Regions from separate parts of the Mus musculus genome. Here region 2 is linked to region 1. Evidence: chromatin loops called from intact Hi-C (ENCODE). Cell type or tissue: heart. All regions are shown on one strand. Each heading gives the region's core, and the rest is flanking DNA. Links, peaks and the distances in the headings are about the cores only.

Region 1 (15,354 bases), core at 6,932-11,931:
GGGAGAAAAACACACTCATAAGCATGAATTATGTTTCAATTGTAGGATGAGGAAGTCTTTTTTATTTTAATAAAGAAATAATTGTGGAGAAGGTTATTAACCAGAATAATTGAATGGACAGATCTGGTGGCTAGTCTCATGAATATGTATCCCATGCTCTGCATTAAATATAGGGAAATCAACCTACAGTTCAAATCTTACTTAATAGGAGTCTGGACCATGGGTAAACCAGAATATTTTGTGATGGACATTGTTGCTCAATGTCCTCTATCTACTCTGTCCGTCACAGCAAGTTCTGTAGAGCACATGGCTCCTGGAATGTTCACTTCATTACTGGTAGAATTCTGTGGAAGAAACTCTTCTAAGCAGTTGGAATATCTGATCAGTAGACCACAACTAATTTGCATCTATTCTGGGGCATGGGGGGTGAGGGGGGGTGTGGGGGTGGGGAGGGAACAGGTCTATGTGGACCTTAGAACCAGAAGGTGGCAGACATCCAGAGTGGATACCACATAATCTAGAGAGGCTAGTCTACCCTTGCTGCTGTCCAGTTGATTTAGGAAAATAAGCCAGAACAGAGAAATGACTTCATGTCCGGAACAGAAACCTTCTGAGCAAGCTCCTCCATGGACTAGATTCCTAGCCATGGAAAGGTTTTCTGATACAGTCATATACAACCCAGGGTGACCTCAATCTGGATATGTAGCTGAGGCTGATCTTGAACTCTTGGCCCTCCTATCTCTACTTCCCAAATGTTGGGGTTATAGGTGTGTATTATCACAAAGAGAGCTTTTTAATGGAAGTAGACTCAGCTGGGCAGTGGTGGCGCATGCCTTTAATCCTAGCACTTGGGAGGCAGAGGCAGGCGGATTTCTGAGTTCAAAGCCAGCCTGGTCTACAGAGTGAGTTCCAGGACAGCCAGGGCTACACAGAGAAACCCTGTCTTGAACCCCCCCCCCCAAAAAAAACCCAAAAACAAAAAAAGAAAGAAAGAAAGAAGGTAGACTCGTGAGAGTGCAAACTGTATTTTTATTAATAATTTTTATTTATAATTTAATAATTATATCAATAATTTAAAAAAATATTTATTTATTTATTATATGTAAGTACACTGAAGCTGTCTTCAGACACACCAGTCAGATCTCCTTACGGATGGTTGTGAGCCACCCTGTGGTTGCTGGGACTTGAACTCAGGACCTTCAGAAGAGCAGTTGGGTGCTCTTACCCGCTGAGCCATCTCACCAGCCCTATATCAATAATTTTAATTAATTATTTAAAATTTTGTGCAAATGGGGCTGTGAATTGAACTTTGGTTTTGCCAAGTGCTCCACTTCTGTGCTATATATATATATAGTCCCTTTTAAAATAATTTTATTGTATTTATTTATATAAAGTATTCATTTATTATTATGGGGGGATATCATAGTTTTCTATTTCTGTGATGAGACAACATGACCAAGGCAACTTATAAAAGAAAGTATTAAACTGGGGGTTCGCTTGCAGTTCACGACCATCATGGCGGGGAGTGTGGTGATGGGCAGGCATGCTAGCTAAGAGTTTACATTTTGTGCCAGCAACCTTGAGGTAGAGAAAGATCTAGTTAAAAATGGTGTGGGTGGGCCTTTGAAACCTCAAAGCCCTGCCCTATGGCACACCCCTTTCAACAAAGCCACGCTTCCTATTCCTTCCCCAACTGTTGCACCAATTGCAGACCAAAAATTCAAATATCTGAGCCTATGGGGGCCATTTTCATTCAAACCACCACTGAGAGTCGCACTGCACACAGTGAGAGTTTAGAGTTCAGAAAACACTGACAAGAGATGAGTCTCTCATTGGCTCCTGGGGTTTGCCCTCAGGTCATAGATTTGGTGGCAGATCCTTTACGTACTAGACCATCTCACCTCCATTTTCCTACCCGTTTTTAATTTTTTTTTTTTTTTTTACTTTTTGAGACTTAAAAAAAGTTTACATGTATGAATATTTTGCTTACATATATATTGTGCATGACGTGAGTACAGTACCTGCATAGACTAGAAGAGAACTTTGGATCCTCTGGACCTGGAGTTACAAGTGGCTGTTAGCTGTCATGTGGGTGCTGGGAATTGAACCTAGGTCTTCTGAAATAGCATCTCTCCAGTCCTCCCACTGACTTTATGGGGAGAGGGGTATGGAGTGTGTGTGTGTGTTACAATGCACACTTGAAGGTCAAAGAGAAACAAAGGACAACCTCAAGTCTGCCCTTGACTTTCACCTTGTTTGAGGTAGTCTCTTCAGCTAGCTTTCCAGGCATCTTATTTCTGCTTCCCTTCCCACCCTAGGCATGCTGGGATTACAGACACTGCAATGTCTTGGGTTTACATAGGCTCTAGGGATCTGAAGGCTCAGGTTCATACACTGGCTCAGCAAATGCTTGATCAGCTGAGCATCCCCCAATCCTGTTTTGTTTGATGAGACAGAGTCTCATGTAATCTGGATTGGTCTGGAAGCTGCTAAATAGCTGGAAATCGCCTTGAATCCGAGTGCTTCCATTTCATAATTGCTGCGGTTACCAGTGTTTTTCACCGTAGAGAAAGCTTCCTACAGAAGGCAGATTCCAGGAAGTTTTTTTCAAAAGAAAGATGTGTCTCCACTATCGGCCATCTTCCTTTGTCTCCTTCTAGAGGACAAGATTGTCCTAGGTCCCCTATTCCCAAAGGGGACAGTATTGTCAGCATCTCTTTTGGGCTTCGCTTTCTTTGTATGTTCTGTTTGTAACGATGACATAACTTATTGCAGAACTGACTTCCGTTGCCAGATCTTAGGTGGGAAATATGAAATCTCTTAAGAGAAATTAAAAACAGCCGGGCGTAGTGGCGCATGCCTTTAGTCCCAGCACTCGGGAGGCAGAGGCAGGTGAATTTCTGAGTTCGAGGCCAGGCTGGTCTACAAAGTGAGTTCCAGGACAGCCAGGGCAATACAGAGAAACCCTGTCTCGAAAAAACAAACAAACAAACAAACAAACAAACAAACAAAAAAAGAAAGAAAGAAAGAAGGAAAATGAAAAAGAAAAAAAAAAGTCACAGAATTCCTTGGTGTTACTGCAACCCCCAGATAACTGGTTACAAATACCGTCCATTGCTTCTGCATGTGTTGTAACTTAGATTTGAGGAAACATTCGAATTGAGACTCAGGTAATCAATGTTCTCATGAACCTAGAAAACTACTTAGGTCCAGTGATTAAGACACAGCATAACCCTCTGTCCTCTTGGATTTGGAATTAGCTAAATGGAAGATGCAGAGCACACAGCTCAACTTTATCTAGAATTGCTTCTTGGCTCAAATGCCAAGTCTGTCTATTGTCTTCCCATCCACATTTTTTTCTGCGGACCTTTGGACCTGGTCACCTCACAGTCTTGACATTCCATAACTTCTCTTCAGAGCCAGTGTCACCCCCTAACCTGTCTTAATCAGAGCCAGCCTCTGGATCTTGCTTTTGCCGAATTCGCCTAAACAGCATATAGCTGGGTCTGAAGGCTCCCACGAGCAGCTAGCCCAGCAGTCACCGGCTTTTGGGCTCACTGAAGGCAAGGATTCAGAAAGTGACATGAATGCTGAGATTTCGTTTGTTTGATTGTTTGTTGGATCATTCCACATGGAACTTGCTGTTCCATGTAGCAACTGTCAGCCATCTTGGTTTTGATGTTGTACCAAATCAAAGAATTAGCGTGAAGTTGCAGTACGTTGAATACTACCCAGATTGCTTTCCACCTTGTTTAAGACTGTCTGTTTGTAAACCAAGTCTAAGAGACAAACCCTATTATCTTTTTCTGCATAGCAACCTACCCTGAGCTCAGTGACGTATGAGCATGTGAGCGGTTTTGACAGATGAGCTCTTTGGCTCTGCTAGTCTGAAATTGCTCATGAGGCGCTGAAGAGTCCTTGTGCATGTCACTAACATGCATGTCAGTTAGCAGGGCCTCAGGAACTGTGGCAGAACAAGGCAAACTCCTTGACACGGTTCAGATTTGGCAGCTAGGAGTTAACATAATAATGCTAGAGACGTTATTCATGGGGGCAGAGGACTACTGTAAATGACTAAGCAATCAAAAATGGAAAACACAGTGAATATGTTTCTAATCCCAGCACTCCAGAGATAGAGATAGGCAGATCTGTGAGTTCAAAGCCAGCCTTGTCTATGTAGTGAGTGCCAGGATAACCAGCACTAAATAATGAGACTCTGTCTCTAAAGAACAACAACAAAAAGAAACAAACAAATGAACACCCCCCCCCCAACAAACAAAAGTAGAAAATAGAAAAGTCCAGCTTTGTTTTAAACAGGTGAGTGCTGAAATAATCATGTCACTCTGTTTCAGACCTCTTTATTGTGCAAAGCTGCCATCCACGCAGGGATCATCACAGATGAACTAGGTGGCCACATCAACTTGCTTCAGAGCAAAGGGATAAGTCACTATGAAGGACTCCTGGCCAATGGCGTGCTCTCCCGGCAGTAAGTACTTGGCTTGTGTTCTGAGAGGAGAAAGCCCTGAGGCCCGTAATTAATCAATCCGCCTGCAGTTTTGAAAGGACAACAGGGATATAATGCCAAGTGGCAGACGGCCGAGAAAATACTTGTGATATATGGGGGCTACCAAGATGACTCAGCTCTTAAGAGTACTTGTTGCTCTCCCAGTGGACCCAAGTTCTATGCCCAGCACCATGCTGGTAGCTCACAACCATCTGTGATGAGAGTTCTAATTCTAAGGTCTCTTCTTCAGGCACCAGGCATACAAGTGGTGCACATACATTAAGGCAAAACACTTATGTGTTTTCTTTAAAAAGAAAATAAACAAACCCTTTAAAATGTGCGAGTTTCAACGGCATTTGTCTTTATGTGGGAAATAAATGTGGTATCAAGAGAGCTTTCTGGTTGTGTAGGCACGTGAGTTAAAATGGCAGACGCCTGAGCCCTGGTGTGGGAGATTTCTTGCAGTCCCAGCTGCACCTGCGGGAGAAAATAAATGCTTATTCCTTTTGGCTTTTTGTAGTTTCAGTAAATTACTGAAGTTATCTCCAATTTTACCTAATACTGAGGGTACAGGGAACTGAAAAATTCCTAGAACCACTGAGTGCTCCCCACCCTCAAGGATTCCTAGAGACCATTTTTGAGAGTAGAAAGGGGCCTGCAATAGATGATAGACAGACAGACAGACAGACAGACAGACAGACAGATGCATACATGTGTTCATACATAGATACTAGGTAGATAGATAGATAGATAGATAGATGCATACATGTGTTCATACATAGATACTAGGTAGATAGATAGATAGATGCATACATGTGTTCATACATAGATACTAGGTAGGTAGATAGATAGATAGATAGATAGATAGATAGATAGCAGTGGCTTTTATTATCTGTTAACATCTTAGTGTGATAGTTGTCTCGGTTTGCTTCATGGGGCTGGGATATGTAAATTGATTTAAACATTGCACACTAAGCTTTGTCTACATTCTGATATCCTTCTGTGCAGAACTGCTAATAAAGCTTAATAACATAGGCGGCTCCAAGTTGCAGATGCCCACACACCTGAGAGGCAGTAATCAGTGTGGAGAAGGAGGCTCCTTGAAGATAGGTAGTTAGTGAGGAAGACGTGCGCCTGGAAACTCCAGGTCTTCCCCTAACCCATTACCATCATTCCCAGCCACCCCTACCAGTTCTCCCCTGTACTCTATAGGTCCCTGCAGATGTTTCCTTTTACTGTGATTGTGTTTTGAACAAGTTTCCACAGTTTTAGTCCCAAAGATGAGGCTCAGGACAGAAGCGGCACACACTTTGTGATCCCTATGTAGGAGATCAATCAGGATTCTCTTCTACATGGCAGTCTTTAGCCTTACTATTTTACCCTAGTCCCATTTGTAATTATTGTTCTCTGCTGACTGTGAACACATGATCCTTCCACTGCCGCTAAAGTTCTGGGATTGCAAGTGCACACCCAGTTTATTCAATGCTGAAGATCAAATCCAGAGCTCTGTGTATGCTGCACACGTTCTCAACTTCCCAGCCACTCCCCTAGCATCCCAGACCTCTCTTGCACACAGGAAACTCAAGACTATTATCTCATTATTCCATCCTTGCACTGGATGTCACTTGACACAAGCTAGTCACCTGAGAGGAGGGAACCGCCATTAAGAAAATGTCTCCAGGGGCTGGAGAGATGACTCAGTGGTTAAGATTACTGACTTGATCTTCCAGAGGTCCTGAGTTCAATTCCTAGCAACCACATGGTGATTCACAACCATTTGTAATGGGATCCGATACCCTCTTCTGAAGGCAGCTACTGTGTACTCCTATACATAAAATAAATAATCCTTAGGAGGAAGAGGAGGAGGAGGAGGAAGAGGAAATGTCTCCATAAGATGGTGCTGTAGGCAAGCCTATGGGGCATCTTCTTAATTAGTAATTGACATGGGAGGGCCCAGCCTGTTGTAGGTGGGGCCGTCCCTTGGCTGGTAGTCCTAGGTTCTGTTAGAAAATAGGTTGAGCCTCCATGGCCTCTGCATTAGCTCCTGCTTTCAGGTTCCTGCCCTGCTTGATTTCCTGTACTGACTTCCCATGATGCTGACTTCCCATGATGATGAAGAGTGATGTGGAGTATAAGCCAAATAAATCTTTTTCTCCCCAACTTGCTTTTGGTCATGATGTATCATCACAACAATAATAACCCTGACTAAGACAATCCTTATAAGAGTATGGACTATCTTGCTTGGTAGGAAGCCTATTACAAGCATGTATGGTATCCCAGCACTTGGGCATATAAAGTCAGAGAATTGTGAATTCTAGGCTAGCCTGAGCTGTATATACCCAGACCCAGTATCGTAAAACCTGGGGTAAGAGGTGGACTTTATCAATAGTGGATAGTTTCTCAAATTAGCACAGGGTTTTTTGAATCTGATGTCATTTTAAGAAAGTACATAAATGTATTATAGTTTAACAAAGGTGTGAGCCAACAACATTGCTTTTACAGAAAAATGCAGTCTACATTATTTTAAACAAAAGAAAAAAAATTCACTCCAGAAATTACAGTAAAAACTGAGTCTAAAATTCTTTTCCAGGTTCGGGGCTTGGCCCAGGCTCTTGGGAGTAGGGTTTTTAAGGAGCACCTGGGGTTAGGGGAGAAGATGGTTATGTGACATATGGAAATGTGATAGTCATGGATAATGGCCAAAGGGAGGAACAAAGCTTAGGGGAGACAGAGTCAGAGGCTGAGAAAAAAATGCCAGAGAGGAGTAGACATGACTGTTAGCTTGTTGTGTTTGTAACCATATGTGCTGGCTGGTAAGAGGCTGAGGGAGAAAGAAGAAAACCATCTCCCATTTGGGGTGGAAGTGGTTGCTAATAGAAGTGTTCTGATCTAAGAGTTGGAGAGACAGTTGCAAGCCCTGAGGGATGCGATACACAAAAGACTGTCCACTGAGGATAGGGTGTGTGCTGTACACTGCACGAGGACTTAGATTCAGTATTCCCCGCCCCGCCCACCATGAGGTCCCATTTGCTACATATACACACACACACACACACACACACACACACACACACACACACACACCCGGCAGGATTTGTTTTTTTTAAGATTTGTTATATGTAAGTACACTGTAGCTATCTTCAGTCACCCCAGAAAAAGGCATCAGATCTCATTACAGATGGTTGTAAGCCACCATGTGGTTGCTGGGATTTGAACTCAGGACCTTTAGAAGAGCATCAGTGCTCTAAACCATTGAGCCATCTCTCCAGTCCTTGTTTTGTTTTAAGAAAGGGTCTCAGCCTATTCTATCCTGCAGCTTACTATTAGCCAGGCTAGCCTTGAACTCCTATTTCCTCTTCCCAAGCTTTTAGGGTTACAGGCAAGTATCACCATGCTCAGCAGGCTGCTTCTGATGTCATCACTGAAACAAATGAAATTATACCATATATACACGTTTTCTTTCTTCCTTTTCTTTTCCATACTTCCTTCCCTTTTCCTTTTCCTTTTCCTTTTCCTTTTCCTTTTCCTTTTCCTTTTCCTTTTCCTTTTCCTTTCTTTTTTAACAGTTTCCCTATGTAGTCCTGGCTTGGAACTTGTTATGTAGACCAGGCTGATCTTGAACTCAAAGAGATCTGCCTGCCTTTGCCTCCTGAGCGATGAGATTAAAGGTGTGTACCACCACACTCAGCTAATTCATATGTGTATACATAAACTATATATGCTTAAGATTTTTATCCTATTTTTTTAATTAGGTATTTTCTTCATTTACATTTCCAATGCTATCCCAAAAGTCCCCCATACCCTCCCCCCACTCCCCTATCCACCCACTCGACTTCTTGACCCTGGCGTTCCCCTGTACTGGGGCATTTTATCCCATTTTTTATGTATATGAGTATTTTGCTTGCATGCACGTATGTGCACCATGTAAATGCCTCATGGCCAAAGAGGTCAGAAGTCAGTGGATCACCTAAAATTAAAGTTACAGAAGGTTGTGGTCTACTATGTCGTTTCTGGGAATTGAACGCTGTTTCCCTGGAACAGCAAGTGCTCTTAACCACTGAGCCATCTTTCATCTCTCCTGTCCATACATATATTTTTACGTACATATCTACCTCAAACTCTGGAAGACTGAAGAAAAAAAACATGAAAACAGTTGAATTTTAAAAAGTAGGTTTCATTCTCTCAATTAGCTATGTAGCAGTTACAGTTAATGAATAAATATAATTTTGAATTAACTTGAAGTTAAATTTGCATACCAAAGATGTACCTAAATGTAAATGATTAGCAGCTTATAGGGAATTGGCGGTATATCATGTAGTTATTTGACCTAATTTTCTTGTTTTTTGATTTTGGTGGGAGTAGAAAGCCCAGAATTATAGCAAGGACTGTACTTCCCCCTGGCTCTTGTGATTTCTCCCTGGTCCTTGTTCTGAACAGGGAGTCAACTGTGTGTGAAACCAGCCCCCTCTACTTGTGTAGATCCCAGATCTTCAGGGAGCAGCTGTTTTTATCTGTGATGTTTTGCCCTTGGGGAACCAACGAACTTGCGGTCATTGAACTTCTGTTCCCACACACGATGGCTTGGTACTCAGGAAAAACAACACTGAAGGAAGTGTTGCAGCTGAGGAAGAAGGGGTCCCTAAAGGAAATAGCCAGACTCTGCTGGGATTCATCCAGGGGTCAGACCACTTCCTCAGTTTGAGTAGGCCAGAATGGAATCAGGAAGAAGGACTGACCTCATCCCGAGGAGGACGAGGACGAGGGTGAGGAGGCGCTGACCATCAGAAGGGAAAGCCTTTCCTTTGTGTTTACCTCAGATTGTTCCAGACTGTCTGTCTCTGGAGTCCCGGGGGAGGCTTCTTATTCCTGTAATTTAATGGAATTTGTTTACCTCACTGTGGATACCTCAGAGCCCTGTCCTCCCCTAGGTGGTAGCTTTTAAGAAGGTCTGTCTACTCTTAGTGTGACTCTGTCCCATTTAGTTAGTTGAACAGTGTGAAGTGGTCATCAGAAGCCAGCTGAGAGTGGAGGAAAGTCAGGCAGAGAGTCATTAGCAGAACCATCTATCCCTCGGGTCTGTGCTTTTGGATGAAAATTTTGTTTTATTACATTTTAAGAGTGAGTGTGTGCGTGCATGCATGTGCATGCACACGCCACAGCATTCATGTGGAAGTCAGAGGACAGTTTGTAGGCGTGGGTTTCAGGGATCTCTCAATTGACCCATTATCAACTGAGCAGCTCTTGAGACCCATATCTTCATGTTCAAAAGTTAACCCTTCCACACTTATGCTCTCTGATTGACAACAAAAAGATAAAAGTAATTATTATAGTGTCTCCTGGCCGTGAGAGCAAGCCTAAGTGTTCATGGTTGATGCGAGCTTGTGTAGTCCTTTATGTTGGGACATCAGGAGAAAGAAAAAAGAAACTATCAGATAAAAGAGAGGATCGTGAGGAATTGTAAATTTAGTCCCAACAGTATGTTCCTTTTCCTGAGGGTTCTCAAAAAGGAAGTAAGTGACACTGAGGTGCATGATGTGAAATTCCCAAGTAATCAATACAAATATTCAGTTTGAAGGGAAAAAAAAAAACTCTAAGACTCCTCCTCCACACCCCTGTTATACCATGCTTGGATGTATATAACCAAGGCCTTTTACCGGCATATCACAGAGATTCCTGCCTGTCCATATTTACTCCCAATATATGGATGGACTCATACTAGATGTCCATCAGAGATGAATGGATAAAGAAGATGGTACATACCAAGGAATTCTGTTCCGGATGAACTTGAGGTGTTTGCAGGGGAATGGACCGACAGATCATCATATTCAGCAAGATTAGGGAGTCCCAGGAAGATAAAGCTGGAACACAAGAGGATTATGCAAAGCTTCACCTGTATAGTGAGGACTCAGAAAGCCCAGGCTACATAACAAGATTAAGGGTAACAGCATGGGAGAGGGGACTTCAGTTGAATTGCCTCTATCAAATTGGCTTGTGGGCATGACTGTGATGGATTTTCTTGATTGGTGACTGATATGGGATGGCCCAGCCAACTGGACTGTGCCAGCCCTGGGCAGATGGTCCTTCCTGGTGTAGTAAGCAGGCTGAGCAAGCCAGTAAGCAGCATTCCTGCGTGTCCTCTGCATTACTCCTTGCCTCCAGCTTTTTGTCTTTAGTTCTTCCCTTGACTTGGTGATGGAGTCTGAAGAGTTATGAAGTGAAGCAAACCTTTTCCCCTCCAGATGCTTGTTTGTCACAGTAACAGAAAAAACACTAGGATGGATGGCTTTACTCAGAGAAGCCTTGGAGAGTTTGGAATGAGGATGATGAAGAGTAAATATGAAGTAACCTTGTGTATGTGTGTGAGAATGTCATGGTTAAATGCATTTAATTAATGCATACTATTAGAAAAGGTCAGGCCTCAGAGTCCGACCTTTGTCACCTGTTTTTTTTGTTGTTGTTGTTTTGCTTTTTAATTTATGTCATTTATTTTTTGAGTTAGCTGACCCTTAAGATGCTGGTATAAATGGTAGGAGAAAGGCATCAGGATTGTGATCCTTGCTGCACAGGGTGGTGGCAGGTATATGAAGCTATGCTGTGCTGGCTTCCAGTATCTATCAAAGCCCCTCTCTCACACGCCTCCTGTTTGTCTTCTTTGTTTCAGTGGTTCTTTGTCGGAAAAGCGATTTCTTTTTACAACCCCAGGTAAGGATGGTGCTTTTTATAAGTTTATTGTTTTAAAGTCTACAGTGAGAATTTAGGCTCCCAAACCCCAAGACTATGTAGTCCTTTGAGGCACCCTAAGTAGCCTGGAAAGAGATATGTAAATCAGGCTGGCCTCAAACTCACAAAGATCCACCTGCCTGTGGCCATCCAGTGCCGGGATCAAAGGCATGCATCACCAAGTCCAGCAGACATTTTCACTTCTAATTGTCCTTTATTTTCTTCCCAAGGGTCACAAAGAGAGATGCAGAATGATATCCTCCATTTGTTAATAGTTTATACAGCCAGGAGCCTCTTCTGGGTCAGGAGCGCCTCTTCATTTGACGCAGAAAGAGTAGTGGAGAAGCATGGCGTTCTCTGTAGCAGAGTAAAACGCTGCTTGAGAACTTCAGAACTTGAGGCAGAACTTCCTCTTCAGTTAATGTACCACAGCTTGGACAATGAGAACCTCACAGCTTCCCAGCCTTGGTAACAGTTATCTGTCAACCACCCTTATGTCCCCCCACCCCCAACACACACACACAAGCTGTGGACCTGAGCCCAAGAGCCTCACCCCACCATGTGCAGCTTCCTCCCTTGACCAGTCTAATTCTGATTTGGGGAATTCACTTGAACCCAGCAAGAAGCTCAGAGTAAGAGCTAATCCTGAGGAACATGGAACAAAGGCTGCCATTTTAGGGTAGAGGAATGACTTTGTTCCAAACTTAGCTCAGACTTTACTTTGTAACATCATAGGCAAACATGTATTCATTTTCTCTGTGCACAAAGCAGTTTTGCTTATTTTGTTTTTTGTTGTTGTTATTGTTTGTTTGTTTGTTTGTTTTAAGATAGCATCTTGCTGGGAGGTGGTGGCGCACACCTTTGATCCCAGCACTTGCGAGGCAGAGGCAGGCAGATTTCTGAGTTTGAGGCCAGCCTGGTCTACAAAGTGAGTTCCAGGACAGCCAGGGCTACACAGAGAAACCCTGTCTCGAAAAACCAAAAAAAAAAAAAAGATAGCATCTCACTGTGTGTATCCCTGTATCTTTGGCTGACCTAGAATTCACATAGATCCTCTTGTCTCTGCCTCCCAAGTGCTGGGCCTAATATTTTTTTTTTTTTTTTTTGGTTTTTTGAGACAGGGTTTCTCTGTGTAGCTCTGGCTGTCTTGGAACTCACTGTGTAGACCAGGCTGGCCTTGAGCTCAGAAATCCGCCTGCCTCTGCCTCCCAAGTGCTGGGATTAAAGGCATGCGCCACCACGCCCGGCTGCTGGGCCTAATATTGTACACCACTAAACTCAGCTCTGAAGCTGAGTTTTGTATATGTTTGTGAGTTATGTGATATTTGTGTTATAACGGTGGCTTTCTCCTCTAGGAATGAATATTACAACTGTGGCGATTCCATCAGTGATCTTCATCGCCCTCCTTCTGACTGGAATGGGGATCTTTGCAATCTGTAGAAAGTATGTGAATTTAAACTTTTTCAATTTTTCTCTAATTATATACATAAGTGGTTTATTAGTTGACTTTTCTCATTACTCTGACAAAAGCTTCTTAAGGAAGGGAAGAAGGGTTTGTTTGGGCTCACAGTTTGAAGACATACAGTCTGCCCAATCTGCCCATCACAGTTAGGGAGGACAGTAGCAAGAGTGTGATGTAGCTGCTCACATCACATCTGTAGGATGTCAGGATCTGCAGGAATCAAGAAGAGAGGAATGCTGCCATTTAACACATTCTCATTTTATTTGCTCCAAAACCCCATCCCAGGAAATGGTACCATTCTCGACTTGGATGGATCTTCCTATCTAGGCACATGCTTATAGACAAACCCAGGGGTGCTTTTCCACCAAGTGGAATGATCATAACTAACATTCATAAACCTCAAAGGTTTACTCCTCTGGTACATATGTGTTAAAGAAGCAGCACGCCTTCTTTGGAGATGAAATGTTGATATTTACAAGCAATTTTGGTCCAGATGATAACATAGGAATTATGCAGCACTACATTCTCTGGCTTCCATATGAGCACTGCTGGACCAACATCTGGGAGCTGACATGTTCCCTGTGAAATCTCCCTTTTCCCCCACCCAGTAGAGACTGTATTAGAAAGAAGATCTAGCACCTGGGTTTGGCTCCCACCATGGCTTAGCAATGTCTGATGTGGCTGTTTTCTCTTGGAACAAAGACATTCACTATGATAGGCACTGAATCTTTTTCATTACTCTATATGCTATTTTTATTATTATGACAAATGATAGAAATTAGATTTAAACAAAAAAATAAGAAATATTCTCAGGTTCTCCTTTTACAATTTAAAAAGCTTTAGAACGTATAAGTATATACATTAGTATGACTAGAATGTTGAATCATTGTATACTTTCAACATAACTGATAATGTTAATTGCTTTTAAAGGCACCTATAACTTATACTTTATAAAAAATGGAATATCAGGAGGCAGAGACAAGCGGATTTCTGAGTTTGAGGCCAGCCTGGTCTACAGAGTGAGTTCCAGGACAGCCAGGGCTACACAGAGAAACCCTGTCTCATAAAAACAAAAACAAAAACAAAAAAGGAATATAAAAATTATCCTTACAAATTACTTAAGGATTTTATTGTTTTTCTGAGCCATTGAGAAAAATCAAGCAATAATGCATTGCTTTCTAATATACAAAATAAAATTAGTATTCATTCTCTCAATGAACATATGTGACCTTACTTATAAGATATATTTACATATGATCATACACACACATAGGCGCGCACACACAGAGCTTTTTAAGCATATGACAGTGTCTAGCAAATTCCGCTTTCAGAACCACCTATGAGGTAAGTACTTGTGATCTTCGTATTATATGAGGTCACAGGCAGACAAATTGGCTGACGAATATTCAGTAGAGCTTTGTTTTGCCTTGACAGGAGGAAAAAGAAAGGAAATCCATATGTGTCAGCTGACGCTCAGAAAACAGGTTGGTTAAAAACTCCATCTACGGTTTTATTCTGTCTTCAGGGGGAAAGTCCAATGTCTTAGTCAGGGTTTCTATTCCTGCACAAACATCATGACCAAGAAACAAGTTGGGGAGGAAAGGGTTTATTCGGCTTAACACTTCCATACTGCTGTTCATTACCAAGGAAGTCAGGACTGGAACTCAAGCAGGTCAGAAAGCAGGAGCTGATGCAGAGGCCATGGAGGGATGTTACTTACTGGCTTGCTTCTCCTGGCTTGCTCAGCCTGCTCTCTTATAGAACCCAAGATTACCAGCCCAGAGATGGTCCCACCCACAAGGGGCCTTTCCCTCTTGATCACTAATTGAGAAAATGCCTTAGAGTTGGATCTCATGAAGGCATTTCCCCAACTGAATCTTCTTTTTCTGTGATAACTCCAGCTGTGTCAAGTTGACACAAAACTAGCCAGTACATCTGAGGTCTGTCAATTTTGTAGGACGGGTGCTGCCTAGCTTAATGGTAGACCACTTGTCTAATACGTACAAGATCCTGGGTTCTGTGATCCCTTTATCTGTAAGTGATGACCCAAGACACTAAGGACTGCTCAAGACTGTAACTAGAACTAAACCATGTACATAAAGTCTTTATATGCCTAGCCCTGAAAAAATGTCGTTTATGTATTAGACATGGTGAGGGATTTTTTTTTAAAAAATGCAAAACAGGACAACTGTATTGAGTAGAATGGCCACATAGCCATTGTTTTGCTTTGAGTGCATCATAAAGTGACTAAAGGGGAGTGTTTCACTTTCTTTTCCTCTTGCTGTGATAAACTAATCTGAAAGAAAGCAACTTAAAGAAGAGGGACTGTTTATACTCAGAGTGCAAGGTCTAGTCCTTGGTGGTGGATGGTAAAGATGGCAGGAGCTTGAAGCAAGCTGGTTGGTCACACTGCATCCTCGATGGGAAGACACAGGGGGATGAATGCAGACTGCTGCCCAGTTCCCCTTCTCCAGGTCAGGCTCCCAGGCAGGAAAAGGATGCTACCATGTTGGCTGGGTATGCAAATCCACCTTAGTTAATACAGTCAAGATAGTTGCCACCATCGCATGCCCATTTTTCCGGCTGAGTGTAGATTCTGTCCAGTTGTCGGGAACACTAACCTTCCAGGAGGGTAGCAGACAGAGAACCCGACAGGAGGATGGTTCAT
Region 2 (15,354 bases), core at 6,750-11,749, 77 kb before region 1:
AAATCAGATATTATGTGTGAATTCTTAAATACCTGAAGTTAACCATTTCAAATATCATTTTAGTCTAATTTCTTAAAAAAATTATTAACAGCCTAAGGCTGTCAGAGTGGCTCATACCCATAATCCCAGGAACTGGGAGGTAGAGTCAGAAAGATCAGGAATTCAAGACTACCCTCACCTACATAGCAAGTTAGCCAGGTTAGGCTACATGAGATTAATGTTCCAAATACATCTGCCTGAGAATGCGGCTTGCTTGGTAGAATGCTTACCTGATGCACCACATGTGGTCCTGTGTTCAGTCTTCAGCAGTGCATAAACTGGGTGTGGTGGTGCATGCCTGTAACTGGCTATGAAAATATACTGTGATGTAGTCCAGTGGTAGACTTGCCTAGCATGTTTAAAGTAAAGTCCCCAGGTTCAAGCCCCAAAGCTGAGAAGTAAAACAAGCAAACCTACATTCCATTATCTGCAGGTACTGGAGGTGTATTTCAGTTGGCAAAATGCTTTCTTAGCAGGCAGGAAGCCCTGGGCTCGGTTACTAGAAGCGCAGTAACAGAGGCCGTGACTGCAGTCTCAGCAGATGAGAGGTACCACAGGAGGATCTGGAATTTATAGTCATTCTCGGCTATATAGTGAGTTTGGGGCCAGTGTAGAAAACACGAGACTTGTTCTCAATCAGCCAATCAGTAAGCAAGCACATAAGCAAGGGGCAGTGTATTAAGAATATAATGAGTCAAATACATTGAGTGGACATCAGTCATGAGCCACGGAGGTCCTCCGTGATTGCTATGGGGTTTCAGGACTCTTTAGCCCTCACTGATTTCTTCCTTGGCCTTTGTCCCCAGGTTTCCAGCATGCCCCCAGTGCCCCTTTTATTTGTCTAGTATCATACAATCTTAGTCACATAATAAAAATTAAAAATAGCTGGGGAAACCTAGATAATTGGCTTGCTTGATCTGTAAACTGAATTTTACACATAAGCCACAAACCCCAGTTAGCAGTCCTGATAAGAGGCACCAGCAACTGCTTTCCTGCTTTTGGGGGTGTGAGAATATGACCTTTACCACTCACCCCATATCATGCTTTCTGCTAAGACCAGGCAGTACTTTGATCCAGACAGGTAAGACAGTGGGGAAACTGGCTGTCCAGGATGGACATAAACTCCAGGCTATCTCTGCCCTGTGGCTGTGCACCCCAATGAATTTGATGTTCCTCATAAACAGTTCTTATTTTCCTTACCCAGTGCTAAGCAATTTGACCAGTAAAATAATGTCTTCGAGTAAACTCCCATCACAGCGATCAGAAAGTCAGGAGGATTAGAAGTTCAATCATTCTCTGCTACTTAACAAGTTTGAGACTACCTGGGAAACTGGAGACCCTCTCAGAGAGAGGATGAGGCTACTCCTAGTGATGTAATAGAAACATGTAGAAAACACCGAGTTTAGATACCGATTTTTTTTTAGTAATTTACTTAAAGTGCTGCTTGTACTGCCTGTTTGCCAAGCATGACTTGATTTGCTACCTGGAACAGAATGACTTGAAGGAAAAGCTGAAACAGTGTGGCATTGCCCTTAACAATCTGCTAACTGGCATGTATGCTTCTATAAAAGCTTGCTTGCTTGCCTGCCCACCTTGTGGTTTTAGAGTACAAATGAGAATATAAAAATGGACCAGGGAGCCGGGCGTAGTGGCGCACACCTTTAATCCCAGCACTTGGGAGGCAGAGGCAGGCAGATTTCTGAGTTTGATGCCAGCCTTGTCTACAGAGTGAGTTCCAGGACAGCCAGGACTACACAGAGAAACCCTGTCTCGAAAAAACAAACAAACAAACAAACAAACAAACATGGACCAGGGATCGAACTCTTTCAGGAGCTTGCCTGGCTTTGGTCCACTGGTAATATCTCCTCTCTTCAACTCTCATTGTGGTCTGTGTGCTTATTCTGACAGTAGTGAATCTCTGCCTGAAACATAGGACCTAGTGGGGTTACTTGCTAAACTACCGGCATGATGTACCCTCCTGATTCTTGGTAACTCTTGAGTTCAAGTAGATCCCGATGCTGAGAGCTTGTTTCCAGGGAGGGTGAGCTGAGAGCTGCTGAAAGACTCCAAGAGGAGCCCCCTGCTCAGGCCTCAGGACAATAGTGGACACCCAAGAACTCACAAGAGACCAAGCTTGATGCAAACCACATGAGGTTTTATTCGGGGAAAGCCAGAGCTCTGGGGACGACTCATATCCCACACAGGGGTAGAGGAGTCTACCACGAGGGAAAAGAGGTCTCAGTTTTTATAGGCCCTCGGGGGGGGGGAGAATTGGGGAGTAGGGGATTTTCAGATCTAAACAATGTCTATTCTCAAGAAATGGGTATGGGAGGGGTACAAGGAAAAAGTCTGGTGCAGGTGTAGCAACTCAGGATTGGCCCGACTGTGGTTGCTGGGGAGATTTTCCAACTCTTCCCCAGCAACCAATATCACAAACACCTGGCAATGGGCTTCATCAGTGGGCACACACATGGGTCAAGGAATGGTCAAAACATTGGCAGACACACGAGTTCTAGGAGTGACCAGAGCATTGTGCACCTCTATTTTTCTAAATCAGTGAAGCTAGTTCTGCTAGCAATGAAATCTATTTTGCCAATTTCAGGGCTTCTGTGACCTTTTACATTCTGTCAGGATCTTTCACTGCACATGTGTCAAGTGCCTCTCGCTGGTCTTGCTTCTCAGCCATTCTTTACAGGGACTGCCCAGCTTTCGGTTTCTAATCACCCAGGTTCCATTTGGCTTCTTCTCTTCCCCCTTTAATTACCTTCAGTACCAAGGCTGAGTAACCACCTCATGGAAAGGCAGACGATCAGTATGCACATAAGGCCACTCCTTAATTATTTGTGCATTCTCCATAGCCTTTCTGCTCTCTCTTTTCCCTGTAGGCAACAGTAGCAATGTGGTCAATGTGTTTATTTGAATGTTTACATACCATGCATTTGTGTGTGTGTATATGTGTATGTGCTTTGCTTTTAATTTTTTTTATTTTTTTTAATTCTTTAATCTTTTTTTTAACAATCCAGTGTTTATTCCCCTCCCTGTCTACTCTCTGACAGTTTCTTATTCCATACCTCCCCCCATCCCTGGTCTCCAAGACTATGTCTCCACCTCTACCCCACCAGACCTCCCCATTCCCTGGGGCACCAAGTCTCTCGAGGGTTAGGTGCATCTTCTCTGATTGAGGTCAGACCAGGCAGTCCTCTGCTGTATATGTGTTGGGGGCCTCATATCATCTGGTGTATACTGCCTGGTTGGTGGCTCGGTGTCTGAGAGATCTCAGGGGTCCAGGTTAGTTGAGACTGCTGGTCTTCCTACAGGATAGCCCTCCTCCTGCAGTTCTTTCAGACAGGAACTATTCTGAGTCAGTGTTTTTGACTGTGGGATGGCAACCCCATCCCTCCACTTGATGCCCTGTCTTTCTACTGGATGTGGACTCCACAAGTTACACCTCCCCACTCTAGAGCATTTCATCTCTCACCTCCCAGGTCTCTGGTACATTCTAGAGGGGTGTCTTTTCATAGCAATAGAAACCGTAACTAAGACAGCCCTCTCTCCGTCCTCTTTTTCAATTTCCCTTGTTCCTTTCTTCTTCCTCTCTTGCTCCTCCTCTCACCCCAATGGCCAGGTTCAGTCTGCTGGCTATGTTTAATCTACTAATTCCTCCCCCTACTCTAAAGTCCTCCAGATACCTCTGGCTGTACTCTCCCTCATACCTACAATAGAAACCTTCTCCTCAACCAGACCTTGGAATAGTCATGACCTTACATACTGATCTCCCAACCTCTACCAGTTAAGTGCTAAAATTGTAGGTAAGCACCACCCCCTCCCCAAACATAAAAATATAGATCTTTAGGGTCACCGAGATGACTTACTGGGTAAGCAGAACAGTTGCTTGAAGCCTTATAACATGGGTCTGGACCCTACAGTGCACAATGTGGATTGTTTATCCTGTGAAAGTAAGAGGCAATGTGTGTGTGTGTGTGTGTGTGTGTGTGTGTGTGTGGCCATACATGTTAGCTTGCCATATATCCAAGGATGGTTTTGAGCTCTTGACCCTCCTGAGTGCTAAACATATATGTATATGATGCATAGTAGAGAGAACAGCTGCAGAACTAAAAATCTAGTGTCTAGGCTGAGAAAGGACATTTGAGGCCAGTATTTTCTCACCACAAGCTATAGTATTCGAGAATTCTTTCCAGACATAGACACCATGGCTTCCCAATAACTATCAGCAACAAGTTGTTCTGTTTTTTAAGCAACAGGGAAGCTGGGTGAGGTAATGCATGCCTATAGGTTTAGCACTCAAGAGGATCAAGAATTCAAGGCTGTCCTTGGATGTATAGCAAGCTAACATGTAAGTCAAGCACAAACTAGAGAGGATCCTATCTCAAAATCACAACAGGAAGACCTTATTTCTGAGCCGGACGTGGCGGCACATGCCTTTAATCCCAGCACAGCCAGAGGCAGAGGCAGGCAGATTTCTGAGTTCAAGGCCAGCCTGGTCTACAAAGTGAGTTCCAGGACAGCCAGGGCTATACAAAGAAACCCTGTCTCAAAAAAACAGAAAACAAAAACAACAACAACAACAACAAAAAAGACCTTATTTCTGTCCATGCTTGGTAGCAGGAGACAGATGCCTGTACAGTTTACATTTTATATCTCGGATCTCATCTTCATGGTCATTTCCATTTTATATCTCAGGGTCACTCTAGTTTAAGGATAAAATTTACTAGGTCGTCAGACTGAACCAAAATCCATTTTGAAGTTTTCTACTTACTTTAGAAACATATTAGGTTTACATTTCTATTTAATTTCTCTTATTAAAGCAAGCTAAGGCATATATACTATATACACAAACAAGGTAGGATTTTATCTGCCACTATTTGTTGTAATATAAGGGCTAATGAAAACAAGCATACATTGCGATAAGATATGCAAAATGAACAGTGGATGGTAACTAGAGGGATTGGTATGTCAATCATTGATGAGAGACCCCTCCCTATGACTGCTTTCTACCTTACTGTGGGACTCATCCAGGTGAATAGTGTTTCCCTTAGAGAAACTTAGTTGGGTTATAATACCTTAGATTTAAAAAACAAAGTCAAAATGAAACCAGATATGGTGGTGCATCTTTTAATTCCAGCACTTGGGAGGCAGAGACCGGCAGGTAGATCTCTGAATTTGAGATCAGCCTGATCAACAGAGTAAGTCCCAGGACAGCCAGGGCTACAGAGAGAAACTCTGTCTAGGAGAACAACAGCAAAAAGTCAAAAGTCTGGAGAGAAGGGGTGATGGTTAAGAGCACATGCTGCTCTTACAGAAGACCCCAATTCAGAGCACATGAGCACATGAGCTCAGCGGTTAAGAGCACTGACTGTTCTTCTGAAGGCCCTGAGTTCAAATCCCAGCAACCACATGGCAACTCACAGCTATTGGAACTCCAGTTCCAGAGGATCTGACCACTCTTATGGCCATCCTTAGGCATCAGGCTTGCACACACTGTACATACATGTATACATGAACACAAAAGGCTCATACACAGAAAATAAAAATAAATAATCCAAAATCTTTTTTTTTAATCTAGGGGAGGGCTAGAGAGATGGCTCAGCGGTTAAGAGCACTGGCTGTGCTTCCAAAGGTCCTGAGTTCAATTCCCAGCAACCACATGGCAGCTCACAAACATCTGTAATGGGATCTGATGCTCTCTTCTGGTGTCTGAAGACAGCTACAGTGTTTTCATATAAATAAAATAAATCTTTAAAAAAAGCGAGATGAAATCTTTTTTTAAGATGAATAGAAATTTAAGATTTATTTATTTTATTATATGTAAGTACACTATAGCTGTCTTCAGACGCTCCAGCAGAGGATGACAGATCTCATTATGGATGGTTGTGAACCACCATGTGGTTGCTGGGATTTGAACTCAGGGCCTTCAGAAGAACAGTCAGTCCTCTTAACCACTGAGCCACCTCTCCAGCCCACTAGGTGAAATCTTAAGATTAAAACAGGCACATTCGCTTGATGTAAGAATTTGTGGCTTGATATATTAGTTTAGCAATGCTTCTTTGTGTCATTATATAGGAAAATATAATAGTTTTTATACATTTACATTTGGTAGCCCATCCTGCTGAGCTAAGTCTGGGTCATTCCTCCCTGTCCTGGCATGGTCAATGTTGAGATCAGATTATGCACTTAATACTCAAAGTTATTTCTATTGTATGAAAGAGGTTTATTTGTTTATTTGTTTTTGTTTTCAGCTATGCATTGCCTTGTGAGGTTCCGTTAAAAATAAAAATGCATTCAGAAGGATTTATTTTCATTTTCTGGCATGAGTTTGCCTTTGTGCATCTTAATTGCTGGGACTGCAAACATGTGTCACCTCGCCTAGCTTTGCCTGCTTTTTCTCAGAGGCATATCATCACTCTATAGCCCAGGCTGTCAGTGAAGTCCTACCTCATCTCCTAGAATGTTGGAGTCCCAAGCCTGTATCCTACTTATGGCTACTGTTTTTTCTCTTAGCTTGTGGGAGTTGGCTCTCCTTCCATTATGTGGGTTCCAGTAGTTCAACTTTGGTCCTGCCGCATCTTTACCTACTGACCTTTGTGGGGGTTTTTTGTAGAGAAATCTTTCTTCATGTTTGAGAAAAGGATGGTATAATGGAAGACCGTGGGTCCTCCCCGCCTCCAGATTCTCAATCTTTTCCTGTATCTGGCTGAGGATTTCAATATAGAAAGATAAAACTATTCCTATCAAAGTATCGACTGAGATGAAAGAGGTCACCAGGGCTCCCATGACTCAATGGATTCCTCAGTGGTCAACAATGCTCCTGGTCATCTTTGCTTGTCGTCGTTCATGGCTCTCAGAGCTAAACTTGCTAGAGGCAGCCAGGAGTTGTCCAAATTCACTTTCTTAGAAATGAACTTAAGAGAAGGACATTGGACAGAGGGACGGCTCAGCTGTCAAGCAAGACTAACCCGAGTTCAAGCCTAGGGTCCTGCAAAGTGGAAAGACAGAAGGAACTCTTACAAACATCCCTCTCTTCCACTCTCTTCCACGTGTGTGGACCCACACAGACACACACAACAGATAAAAATGTGATTTAAAAATTTTAATTAAAAGTCTGTTTTGGACTCCTCCATTGTTGGTGGGATTGCAAGCTTGTAACAATCACTCTGGAAATCAGTCTGGTGGTTCCTTAGAAAATTGGACATAGTACTACCAGAGGATCCTGCAATACCTCTCCTGGGCATATATCCAGAAAATGTTCCAACCGGTAAGAAAGACACATGATCCACTATGTTCATAGCAGCCTTATTTATAATAGCCAGAAGCTGGAAAGAACCCAGATGCCCCTCAACAGAGGAATGGATACAGAAAATGTGGTACATTTACACAATGGAGTACTACTCAGCTATTAAAAAGAATGAATTTATGAAATTCCTAGGCAAATGGTTGGACCTGGAGGGCATCATCCTGAGTGAGGTAACCTAATCACAAAAGAACTCAAATGATATGTTCTCACTGATAAGTGGATATTAGCCCAGAAACTTAGAATATCCAAGATATAAGATACAATTTTTGAAATACATGAAACTCAAGAAGGAAGACCAAAGTGTGGACACTTTGCCCCTTCTTAGAATTTGAAACAATCACCCATCGAAGGAGTTACAGAGACAAAGTTTGGAGCTGAGACAAAAGGATGGACCATCTAGAGACTGCCATATCCAGGAATCCATCCCATAATCAGCCTCCAACATTGACACCATTGCATACACTAGCAAGATTTTGCTGAAAGGACCCAGATATGGCTGTCTCTTGTGAGACTATGCCGGGGCCTAGCAAACACAGGAGTGGATGCTCACAGTCAGCTATGGATCACAGGGCCCCCAATGGAGGAGCTAGAGAATACCCAAGGAGCTAAAGGGAACTGCAACCCTATAGGTGGAACAACAATATGAACTAACCAGTACCCCGGAGCTCTTGTCTCTAGCTGCATATGTATCAAAAGATAGCCTAGTCGGCCATCACTGGAAAGAGAGGCCCATTGGTCATGCAAACTTTATATGCCCTAGTACAGGGGAACGCCAGGGCCAAAAAGTGGGAGTAGGTGGGTAGGGGAGTGAGGGGGAGGGTATGGGGGACTTTTGGGATATTGGGATAGCATTGGAAATGTAAATGAGGAAAATACCTAGTAAAAATATTTAAAAAGATAAAAAATGAACAAAAAAGAAAAAAAAAAAACCGTCGGTTTTGGTAGCCAAATTAATCTTAGCACCTGGAAAACAGAGGCAGGTGGATATCTGTAAGTTCCAGGGCAGCCAGAGCTGCATAGTTAGGTTCTGTCCCAAATAAAAAAATAAAAAATAAAAAAAATATTTTTTGAAAGAAAAGAAGGTGAAGCTAGCAAATGTTTCCTTATTGAGGTAAATTTTTACGGTGTGTATGAAGATACTCAGTATTTTCATAAAAGTATATTTACTTTTGATTTGAAGATAAGCCTACTGTTTAAGTACATCCTTTACACTCCCGATCTTTATATACTGTCTTAGTCAGGGTTTCTATTCCTGCACAAACATCATGACCAAGAAGCAAGTTGGGGGAGGAAAGGGTTTATTCGGCTTACACTTCCATACTGCTGTTCATCACTGAAAGAAGTCAGGACTGGAACTCAAGCAGGTCAGGAAGCAGGAGCTGATGCAGAGGCCATGGAGGGATGTTCTTTGCTGGCTTGCTTGTTTCTCCTGGCTTGCTCAGCCTGCTTTCTTATGGAAGCCAAGACTACCAGCCCAGAGATGGTCCCACCCACAAGGGGCCTTTCCCCCTTGATCACTAATTGAGAAGATGCCTTCCAGTTGGATCTCATGGAGGCATTTCCTCAACTGAAGCTCCTTTCTCTGTGATAACTCCAGCTGTGTCAAGTTGACACAAAACCAGCCAGGACATATACATATTTATTTCCTCTCTATGACAACTGGGGAAGAGTTAACATGAAGGCAAGCGAATGTGTCCCAGTCAGAGACTGGCTCTACACTCAGATCTAAGAAAGGCTCAGTTGGAAAGCTGTAAGTCTTTCCTCTGAGGTTGCCATAAAGGAAGGTGCAAAGTCCACTGCCAAATCACACTTGGAATCTCAAAAGTTAAAGTGTAAACCAGGCAGGATATGAAGGCCTGCCTGTATTCCCCTATCTCAGAGGTGGGGGAAGAAGGTTCAGGAGTTCCAAGGTCAGCCTCCGGCTACTTAGCAAACTACTCAATACCAGCCAGGAAGACAAGAGAAGCCCTCAGAACACAGACGATAAACCTCAATCTCAAAACAACAAAACATTTTTAAGGCAAAAAGTTATCCTACCTGTCAGCTTAGGCTTGGAGTTGGAGAAAATTCCAAAGGTCACTTGGCCTTGGAGGGTCTGATCTTCCTCAGCTGCCGAGACCACCCCACCCCGACGCACTCTAGATGTAATAATTCCCAGAGGCCACGAGGTGGTGTGTGAGTTAGAGCTAAGGTTGTGGCCACGCAGAGGAAAGTCACGGGGGGGACCTAAAGGTGACAGTCCTTAAAACGAGTATTAACCGTTTCTCTGTTCAATTTGACGACCAGGACTCCAATTGAACGACCCAGTAATGGGCTCTAAACTCCTCCGCGGTCCATCGAACCTAATCTCAAGACTTTCCCACCACCTCAGAGAGCGCCTCAAACATTGCTCAGTCTGAAGTTTTCCAGACTGCTCTGGGGACTCTGCAGTTTACATATCTCTTACTGGTCCTACTCTGCACGTCTTTTCCCACATCTGGCCAGGCACCCACCTGTCTACTGAGCTTCAGCTCCAACTGGCCCCTTCCCGCCCTTTAATCCTCTGAACAACCTGGGCACGAACTCAGCTCTCTGTCTTTTACTCTCGCTTTGCTCCCAGCTGCCTTTTCACCATCCAATTAGATCTCTCCAAATGTGCTCCAAATATACTGTCCATGTTACAGACTGCAGTTTGTAGTGAGCGATTATTTCTAAGCTCTGCAAATGCCGAGTGAATTTAAGCACCCAGCCGCGTAGAAAGTTGAGTTAAACAACGGAATGAATGAAGAGAGAGAGAGAGAGAGATGGAGAGAGAGAGAGAATGAATGAATGAATGAATGAATGGACTTGAACTGCCATCATCCCATCAGATTTCAGATGCCTTGCATAGCCTTGGCAGACCAGCTCTAGGGTAGAGCTGACAAACTGCCAGAGGGGCGGAGTCTCGGTGAACCCCCGGGCTCTGGCGAGCCTGCGTGCCAGGTGAATTTTTGATTTTCATTTTCTAGTGAATCCGGGCAGGTGGCGCGGGGGCGGGGTGGGGTGAGGGGGAAACTGGGCGCCCCCCTTGGGAGACCGGTGGTGCGGCTGATCACCCCGGGGAGGGGGCGGGGCGGGGCGGGGCAGGGCGGGGAGGACACGCCCTCTCGCGGGCGCGGGCCGCCCAGAGGGATCTGTGCCGTGTGCCCGCGCCGCGCCGGGCCGGGCCGCGAAGGAGGCTGCCCTAGGCGGGCAGCGGCAGTGTAGAGCCGGGCCGGGAGGCCGATCCTGCGGGTCTGGAGTCCGGCGGGACCATGGGGACCGGGGCTGGTGGGCCGAGTGTCCTGGCGCTGCTGTTCGCCGTGTGTGCTCCGCTCCGGTTGCAGGCGGAGGAGCTGGGTGAGTGGGGGACTCGGGGCTCCGGGAGGGCTGTGTTGTGGGCCTCGGGGGAGCCTGGCGAGAGGCGGGCGGTCTCCGCCAGGCGGGGGATGGATTGAAGTCAGAGGGTGCATTTCGGATCGCGCCCCGATACTCTTTCCTTCCCCCCCATAAACGAGCCCGGCAGCTTGGCGCCTGTTCCCCGGCTGCCTTCGCGGTGTCCCCGCCCGGCCGGCCACTTAGTTCCCAGATTTCCCGACCCTTCCCGGCGGGTGCGAGTGGCCTGGCCCCGGGTGCTCGCCCGGCGTTGCCCCGCCAGCTCCTAGTCTCTGCCTGCAAGAGGGGGTTCTTCTGCGAGGCTGCCCCGGAGCCGACTGCAAACAGGGCCCCCGTTGCCTCACGCGTGTCCGGTGGTGATCGGAGTTGGAACCTTGCGACTCTGGTCCCTCAAGGGTATTTGAGCGAGTCGACTGCGGCCCAGGCTGCTTTTCCTCGGTAGCTGATCTTTGGCTTCCAGCGCCACCGAATTTTCTCTCAGACCACCAGATTAAGGCAGGAAACTGGTTTCCCAGCCCTACATGGCCCTACTCCATTAATCTGCTTTAATTAGTTCTCCTTGGATAGGACGAGCCACCTTTCTGTGGGTTCTCCCCCCCACCCCCCACCCTTTTCGGGTTTTGTTCCTCTCCTCCTGCCTTTGCTCCTCTGTAACTGGGGTTAATTAATGGCAGTGAGTTTATGCAGAATACTTGAATACCGCCCCCGCCCCCGCTATGCTTTCTGGGGGAACAGAAATCGAAGCTAAACTCATCGCTGGATTTTTTTTTTTTCATTGAACAATGTATTCGTTCACCCAAACATTCAGCAAGTTGATAGCATTAAAAAAAAGTGAAGTTATTTTGTTTAGAGTTACGGTAACACAGTCTAACGTGTGTTAGAATTGCACTGTGTAAGGTTTTATGAATGCTTTATAAACATGCTGTTTTGTTTGAGTTTTGGCGGCGCTCGGGAACTTGTGCAAGGCAAGCCTTTCAACAACCAAACTATATTCCAGTCATTGGATGTCTTAATAACTGAAGACACTTTCTCAAGTCGATATTTGAAACTGTAACATTCTACATTTATTTGGTGTGGGTTTTAAAGAAAATTTAGTTTTAGTGATGTGTATTTGTGTGTGGGTTGAGATGTACACGTTGAGTGCAGATACCCACCGAGACCATAAGCAACTAGTCTCTTGGACCTGCAGCTACAGGCAGAAGTGAGCCTGAAAGAACAGTATGTGCTTTTAACCTCTGAGACATCCTTGCAACCCCATTTTACATATTTTTATTGAATTTCTTGTTATTATTAATATTTGCGGTTTGAGACACCACTCTTGAATTCATAGCAAACCTCTTCATGCTTCCCAAGTGCTGGGAGTGCCACTGTATCCAGCTCAGTTGGTTGTTTTGTTTCTGGCTTCTGCCTATTCTTAAAGGTTTTTTTTTTTTTTTTTACTTTGTTTTAGATTATGTTTTGGAATGTGGGTATGGGCATGTGAGTGCCCAGAAGCCCCCTGTGACTAGAATCAGTTGTGACCACCTGCTTTGGATGCTCAGAACTGAACTCCGGTCCTCTGCAGGAGCTATAGCGTCTCTTAACTGCCACAGCTCATTATTATTTTTTTTTCCTTTCTATATTCCTTCCTTGCTTTTTGTTTATTTGTTTGAGACAGGATCTTTTGCAGACTTCCTGCTTCAAACTCTCTGTTTAGCCTGGATGCCTGATGCTCTTTCCTCAGCCTCTGAAGATGGTATTGTAGTGGTGGAAAGGCGCTTGGCTTTGTAGTCTGTGAGTCCGCCTCACAGCAGGTCCACCACGTGAAAAGGCTAGCCTGGGCTAAGGGAGGACTTCAGAAGATGGTTGTTTAGATTCTTAGCCAGCTTCAGATTTTAGACCTTGTTGCCTTTGACTGATGGACGGTGCTGCCATTAGGTTTAGCGTGGAACATCCTATGTATTGGGGACTTTAAAATAAATGAGCACTCACTCACCACTAGCTGAGGCACTTTGGAAACAGAGGCAGGAGGATTGCCTCCAATTTAAGGCTAGTCTGGATTACATAAACAAGTATGGGAATTCACACACCCAAGGTAAAACTTAAGTTTGGGATATTTACCGAAAGAGTATTGTTAGGCTGATTTTCTTTAAACTCTCATTTTTTTATTGTCTGTGTACTGTGTGCATATGTGTGGAGATAAGAGGACAACTTGCAGGAATCCTTCCACCAAGTGGACTCTAGGGATCAAACTCAGGTCCACAAACCCCTCTGGCAGCAAACCCCTTTACATCTTATCTGCCCTGTTTTTTGTTTTTGAGGCAAGGTCTCACTCACTCTGTGCCCAGAATGGCCTAGGGTTCATTATGTAACAAGGCTATTCCCACACTTGCTATGTAACCAAGAATGATCTTTCAGCTCCTATCCTAATCCTCCTGCTCCATCTGCCAAGTGCTAGGATTGCAGCCTGCACTATCACATATGGCTTCTATAAGTTTTAAAGGCGTTTTCACAGCTGTGGTCTTCCGGAGTACATGGTAGGACGGGTTTTCAAGTGTTCGTAAATGTACAGACTTTAGGTCTAGGGATTTGCTTCAGGGTCTAAGTTATGGGGTTGGTGTCTTAGTTTGGGTTTCTATTGCTGTGGAGAGATACCATGACCACAGCAACTCTTATAAAGGAAAACACTTCATTTGGGCTGGTTCAGAGGTTTTGTCTATGACATGAAACATGGTAGTGTGCCAGCAAACATGGTGCTGGAGAAGGAGCTGAGTGAACTGACTTGAGATTCTGAGACCCCAAAACCTACTCCTTAGTGATACACCTCTTCCTCCAAGACCACACCTCCCTATGAGCCTATGGGGCCATTTTTATTCAAGCCACCACAGTTGGACAGTGTCAGGTATGAAATCATTGCTCTCAATGCTCAACGTTGACTTGGACCTTTGCTCCTGGAGTGTGGGGCTTCCTGGTTGGGTCCACAGTCTCCTGGATCTGCCTGGCTGCCAATATCCCTGGAAGCTTTGCATCTGGAGCTCCCTAATCGTATTGACTTGCACCTTTTAAAGAAAATATAAAACAAACAAAACAAAGAACCACCCAGGGGTTTGGTTGTGTGGCCCAGGTTTGGCTTTATAGCTCTGGCTGGCCTCAGATTTGTGGTTGATCTTTTTGCCTCGGACTGCCACTACATGCTAGCATTACAGGCACGGGCCACCACACCATGTTTCCACCTAAGTTACTTGTGATGCTAGTCAATGATATTATTCAAAGCTCTTTGTATCAGGGTCTGGTGGCCTCCTGGCGCTGCTCTGATTCTTTTATATGACGGCTGCTTTTACTCAGTTTCTTAAAATCCGACCTTCTCCAGCACCAATCCCTTTCTTTTGCCTGTTCACTGGGACTCAATCTCCTGAGGGTCTGTACTCCCATAAATTGTTTCAAGTGATTTTTAAATTTTTGAACAATATGACAGATAAATTGCTCATTTGTATTGATTTGTATTGATTGATTGCATCAATCTGGATGCTTGGATTTAGTCCAGCCTTATTATCTCAGTTCTAGAGAGTAAAATGCCCTTTTTTTAAAGGCATTCTGAACTTATGCTTTGACGATTTCATACAGGTATGTCTTGTATTTTGATCATTTCCACCCCCATCGTCCTTTCTTACTAACTCTGTCCTCTCCCCCCCAGCAAGTCCCCTTGTAGCTAACGTGTTCGTTTGAATCCACCGAGTTTAGTGTTGCCTGGGTGAGTATGGCTGTAGGCTTTACTGGAACATGTGCAGTTTACTAGCACATACACCACTGAGGAAAAATGACTCCTCCCCCCCCCCCCCCCATCCACCTGCCGACTGTTCCTTAACTAGGGGTGAAGCCTCTCTATTATCTAACCCAGAACGATTCCTGACTCACTCTAGTGCAGGTCTTTTGCAGGGTTGCCACGGCTACTCTGAGTTCTTGACTGTGACATGCATGGTATGATCAGAAGACAGTATTTCATAAAACTCTTCCCCATTTTCCGGCTCTTACATTTCTTTCCAAAATGCCCTTGATTGTTGCGATGAAATCTGAAAATCCCGATTCACCAAAAGTATGTGCATATGGGGGGCGGGGCGGGTACTGATTTCTCCCTGGTGATTTAATTACTGGCAAAAATGGAGGCGAGCAGTTGTTACTTTGGGATGCTTACAAATGGCACGGCCAACTCAAGATTCATTGCTGTTGTATGGTTATTGTCTAATCTTCGTCAGTAATTTTCATTTGAGTAGACATGTGACCTGCTGGTATTTGATGTTTTAGGGAAGTGGCTTTTTTAAAAAAGTAAGTACAAGTTTATTCTGGCACCTTCTGCACCATCATGCCTTCATGCTGACATTTCTGAATCTTACCTGTCCAGGGGACAGCTCCCAATCCCCCAGGCTCAGCCAGCTCTGCAGGCTAAGTTCCCTTCCCTGTCATCCTTGTCGTAAGCATCTAATAGAGGCACTCTATGAATATTTCTGAGTTGAACTGAACAATCTCCTTGTGTTTCAGAGATACTTTCAAATCATTTCCTAATTAGCAGAAAGAGAGCAAAAGCAAGATTAATACAGTTTTTTATACAAGTACCACCTGTTGCTTCACCTCAA

What was found. Hi-C counts contacts between places; a loop is a spot of excess contacts. Peaks named below come from ENCODE experiments on the same cell type or tissue, not always from the same donor. Only the 100,000 strongest peaks of a DNase experiment are listed, where the experiment ranks them.
Region 2: a loop joins it to region 1, with 6 times the contacts of the local background. A loop is called at or near these places in 8 of 42 quality-filtered maps.

Annotation. Positions count from the first base shown.
Region 1 is chr10:52,300,235-52,315,588 of GRCm38, forward strand. It overlaps Dcbld1 (discoidin, CUB and LCCL domain containing 1), which reads left to right. Exons shown (of 11, transcript NM_025705.4): 6 at 4,353-4,486; 7 at 11,166-11,206; 8 at 12,580-12,667; 9 at 14,121-14,170. Among named protein-coding and RNA genes, the nearest start is that of Gopc, 74 kb to the right of the region's middle. In heart, for the core only: a CTCF peak has its summit at 8,964; a DNase peak (open chromatin) is centred at 9,157.
Region 2 is chr10:52,223,128-52,238,481 of GRCm38, forward strand. It overlaps Dcbld1 (discoidin, CUB and LCCL domain containing 1), which reads left to right and starts at 10,492. Exons shown (of 11, transcript NM_025705.4): 1 at 10,492-10,708. The coding sequence starts at 10,624. In heart, for the core only: CTCF peaks have their summits at 9,517 and 10,572; DNase peaks (open chromatin) are centred at 9,544, 10,394 and 11,024; H3K4me3 peaks cover 2,294 bases; H3K27ac peaks cover 1,388 bases.